2 separate regions of the Mus musculus genome follow, and region 2 is linked to region 1. Evidence: chromatin loops called from intact Hi-C (ENCODE). Cell type or tissue: left cerebral cortex. All regions are shown on one strand.

The links. Peaks named below come from ENCODE experiments on the same cell type or tissue, not always from the same donor. Only the 100,000 strongest peaks of a DNase experiment are listed, where the experiment ranks them.
Region 2: a loop joins it to region 1, with 2.8 times the contacts of the local background. A loop is called at or near these places in 1 of 42 quality-filtered maps.

What each region holds. Positions count from the first base shown.
Region 1 is chr6:47,174,310-47,176,809 of GRCm38, forward strand. The region is part of intron 20 of Cntnap2 (contactin associated protein-like 2); the gene reads left to right. Among named protein-coding and RNA genes, the nearest start is that of Gm35565, 52 kb to the right of the region's middle. In left cerebral cortex, a CTCF peak has its summit at 1,512 (motif pointing left); DNase peaks (open chromatin) are centred at 36, 571, 741 and 1,499.
Region 2 is chr6:47,041,543-47,044,042 of GRCm38, forward strand. All of the region lies in intron 17 of Cntnap2 (contactin associated protein-like 2), which reads left to right. Among named protein-coding and RNA genes, the nearest start is that of Gm35875, 2.0 kb to the left of the region's middle. In left cerebral cortex, no CTCF peak of the experiment used is centred here; DNase peaks (open chromatin) are centred at 1,286 and 2,250; H3K27ac peaks cover 299 bases.

The sequences.
Region 1 (2,500 bases):
TTTTATTAATATCTAAATTATATATTATAGGGGCATGAATATGTGAGTACATGTGCTGTGGAAGCCAGAGGTAAACACCCCTAAGCTACATGCAGTTGTAATACCCCCATTGTGGGTGCTGACATCTAAATTCAAGCTCTCTGTAAGAGCAGCACACATCTTAGTCACTGAGTCATCTCTTCAACCCTCCTGTCTCTTTCTTTCTTTTTTTTTTTTTTTTTTGGTCTTCCCCCCCTCCATCCTTTTTCTTTCTTAAAAGCAAACTATAACAGCATCCAGGAGGCAAAGGTAGACAGATCTCTGTGGATTTGAAGCCAGCCTAGTATACATAGTGAACTTCAGGCTAGCTATATAGTTAGACTCTGTCTCAAAAAAAAAAAAAAAAAAAAAAAAAAAAAAAAAAAAAAGGTTGCAGTCCAACCCATTAGGCATGCTCTCCACACCTAGCAAAATCACACGCAGAGTGCCTGCTGCCTCTGTGGGCCCCGTGCAGTGCAGACCATCAATCACACAGATGGGAAGGAAGTGCCAATCCAAGCAGACATGTGGTGCCTCGAAGGGACCGAATCACCCTGAGGACAGAGGAATGGGCCAGAGGAGACCCACAGAAGCATTTGAGCTGCTCCTTACAAGTTTCCCATGGAGAATAAAGGAGCACACAGTCTTACTTATCTTTTGCTGCCAGCTTCAACACACATTCTTGTCATTCATAAAAAGTATGTCAAAGAAAAGAACAAAAAAGCAAGTCCTAACCCCATCGTCCCCATCAGATCTGAAACAGGAAGACGCGTGATGAATACGTCAGCACTTCCAAGTTCTCCATTTCTTCTCTAAAACAAATTCATCTGCAAGTGAATCATGCATGCACTCTGGGGCTAGGCAGGATCTTCATTCCCACACTCCAGAAAAGAAAAACAACAACAACAACATATTTATTTCCCTTTACATTTCCTGCAGCTCAGGGGGAAGGCAGATGCCATGCAATTTCTGATCTAGGTTGAGGTCTGACACAATGTCAGTTCTCTTTTCTTCTCTAGAGCACAGTCAAAGCTTCTAAACCCAAGGTTAGGGGTTTCCTTTTTATTTTTCCTCAAAGCACATAGAGTGCATAAATCATCCCTCAAGAAAGAAGATAAGGCTCCCGGACTCCTGTTTGTCCAGCATGAAAACGAAAGTCCAATCTGTGAGACATTATATTGTTATATTCATCTGCTGTATGCTCAAATCACTCCCGAAGACTGTAATTCTCCAGGCTATTTCTTTTTTAGTACAATAGTCAGAGAATGGTTGTTTCTTATGCACAGGTAACTGAAAGCAGGTTCCCATCGCACATAAATTTATCTTCTCTCTAAAAAGTAAGTGCATCTCAACATGCGGTCCCAGGCTCTGAAGGGTTGCAAGCTGCCCTAACACTCCAGGAGGCAAAGATCTGTTAGGAGAGGGAGGATTGTTATGGACAAAGAGCCTGGAGCAGATCCTGAGCTTATGTTAAAATGCCCTCTGCTGGTCATTAACCATAATCACTGAGACCAGAGAAAGGAAAACTGCCTGCTGTGGTCTTCCAAATGTCCGTCTGATCCATAGCTGTGTGGCTGTTTGATTATGGTGTAAAATGCCATGCCGGTGCTGAGGTGTGACAGAGACAGAGGCTTTCAATTGTATCAAAAGGACACGACTCTGTCTACTCAGTAAGTGCCCTGAAGACAGAGGAAACTCGTAAGATGCATTTGCTAGGTGGCTAATTAAATGAATGGCTCCAGCTCGTAAATAATGGATCCAGTGTACCCAGTGTGAGTTTGGCTCAGCAGCAGGCATGTGCATTCTTTCTGACTTCCATGGTGTATTCAAGTCACACTCTTTTCCAGGCCTCATTGCACAAACTAAAAGAATCACTCCTGTAAAATGAGGAAATGTAATGAGGATACCAAAGGAAGTTGTCGCTTTAAAAAGCCTTTCTGACTGTCCACAGCCAAACATCAGGTGGAGCTCAGAGAGCCTTGTGGACACGTGGGGTATAGAATTGAGTGGTCCCAGAGGTCTCAAGGACACCACAAGAAGACCTAGAGTCAACTAACCTGGGCCCATGGGGGCTCACAGAGACTGAACCACCAACCAAAGAGCATGCAGGTGCTAAACCTAGACTCCCCACATTTGTAACAGATGTTCAGCTTGGTCTTCATATGAGTCCCCTATTACAAGCAGAGTAGGGGCTGTCTCTGACTCCATTGCCTGCCATTGGAACCCGCTCCCCTCCCTGGACTGCCTAGTTGAGCCTCAATGGAAGAAGATATGCTTAGTCCTACTGCAACTAGATGTCCTAGGGTGGGATGATACCCAAGGGGGGCTTCCACTTCTCTGAGGAGAAGGGGAGGAGGTCATAGAGGGAGGAATTTGTAACAGTGGGGCTGGGGGAAAGGAAGCAAGGCTGTAATCAGGATGTAAAGTGAATGAATGAATAAATACATGAAAATATATATATAAAGGAAGGACACCACAAAGG
Region 2 (2,500 bases), 130 kb before region 1:
CAATATAAATTGGTTCATTGGTCTTAAGAGACTTTCAAATATACTAGCAGTGAGGTACTTGCTACCCATGCACCAGGACCTGTGTTTGAAGCCCTAGCACCCATGGAATAAGCGAAACTTGGAAGCACGAACCTGTAATCCCACTGTGAGATGCTGGAGATGGGAAGATCTCTAGCGCTTACTGGCCAACCAGTTTAGCCTTAGGTGAACCAGGTGCAAGGAGATCCTGACTCAAAATTAAGATAGAAAGCAACTGAGGAAGAGAACTCTGGTCTCTATTCATACATAAACACCTGCACATATATTGTGTGTGCACACTAGCACACACACATACAGAGAGAGAGAGAGAGACAGAGAGAGAGCACAATTGTTAAATCTAAGGGAAAACTGGGCAACTATGCTGAGTTGTTTACAAACTTTATATTATTAGAATAGCCTATAAAATTAAAGTTTCATTAGCAATGGAATGGCAGAAGGAGTGACAGCTTCCCTACAAAGATGTGTTGTGAAATATTAAACAAGATGTTCTGGCTATGCTTGCATTGTTAGGGAAAATATGTCATGAGTAGAGAATTTGAGGACAATGCCTATTATGGTCCTGTTTCTTTGTGTCTTTTTCTTTTTTACACTCATGTGTGTTCACCAATAAAATCGGGGGCTAGGGAGATTGTTCAGCAGACCACTGGCCACTCTTCTAGAAGAGCTGAGTTCAATTCCCAGCATCCACATGGTGGTTTAGAGCTCTCTGTAACCCCAGTTCGAGTGATCCAGTGACATCTTCTAGCCTCCATGGCACTGCAGTCAGGTGTTACACATAGATGCTAGCAAAACACCATACACATAAAATAAAAATAAAGGTTAAAAATATTTTTAAATACTTAAGGTTGTTTCCTCAAAGTAAAGTAGTTATGTCTGAGTGGCAACCAGGTTTAGTTATGCATCTTGCTTATCTGTAGATAGATAGATAGATAGATAGATAGATAGATAGATGACTTACACAACCTATAACTATTCCATTGATAGCTAAGCAAATATGAGAGGGAAATATCTAAAAACAGTCTTTTTGGGTTTTTTTCAGCATGTTTCTGATAGGGTTTAATTGTCTTAATTGACTGGTGGTGAAAATTTAAATAGCTATGCACTTATGTAATAAAAGGCCCTTTGGAAAATCCATCACTGCAAGAACAAAAACCAGAGCAGCAAAAGTGGTAGGAGCCAAATTGAAATTCTAACACACAAAGGGTGACTAATGGGTTGAATTACTTCCAAATCAGGCAGAGGCTCTAATTCTCTCCAGCACAGAGGTGTGAGGCTGTGCTGACAAGCAGATGGCAGGATGGGAAATCCTTCAAAGTGGTTGTGTTTAATAACTTGGTTTGCTATTTACTATCGCATAGCTTTGATCCAAAAGGACACTGGACTCTCTTCAACTCATCTTTTATTCAAATATTTTATAAAAACAAGATGCTACTTTGGAGAGTGCTTATTCAAATCAGTATGTGACCAAGGAAAGCACTGTAAGGCTTGGGCTCAAAAAGGCAATAGAAGGATTCATTTGCCATTTCCCTGGTGAGGATGTGTAGGTACAAGCAGATTCTGATCCATCCTGTGATAGTTTTTGGTCCACTAGTCCTGCCCAGTGAATGTATAGCCATGCACTTTTGGCCAGGATGACAGGTCAAGTGATCTGACTGCATCTCTAGCTGGATAATCTATCTAAACAATATGCTTTGCTCATATAGTGGGGGGGGGGGGAGCACACATGCACTGATGTGCTCACCTGTGCATGTGCTTGTAGAGACCAAAAGTTGACATTTCTTATCTTCCTCTTTCTTCCCCCCTTATATTATGATACAGTCTTTCATTGAATGTGGAGCTCAGCATTTTGAATAGACCAGCTGACTGGTGATCCCCGGATATCCACCTATATCCACCTGTCTCCCCTAACACAGCACTGGTTGTTACACACAGTGCTGCCATGCCTGGCTCTTAAATGGATGCTGAGGATCTGAACTTGGGTTCTTATGCTGCAAGCACTTTACCATCTCCACAACATCTCACTTTTTTTTTTCTTACTTATTGAGAGTTTTATTAAGGAATTGGCTCGAGGGGTTATTAAAACTAAGAAATGTAGCAGTCTGGTGTGTGGAAGTTAGAGAAACAAGAAAATTGGCAATATAATTCACTACAAGCTCCAGAGTCCAAGAATAAGGAGTGCCAGTTCTGAGAGCAGTGAAAACAGATGTCTCAGATTGGAGAGAGAAAACTCAAACTTCCTCTATCCTTGTCTTACAGATGAAGCTGGCATGCATTGTCAAGGGTATTCTCCTGCACTCAGCCTAGTGATTGAGATGTTTCTATTTCAGACAGACAGACAGACACACACATTGTACTGAAGAATGATGTTTGAGCAGCCATCTTGGCTCTTTTTTTCACTGACTTTTTCTTTAGTTCACATAGAAAATGGTGGATTTTATTATGACACCTTCAGACATGTGTA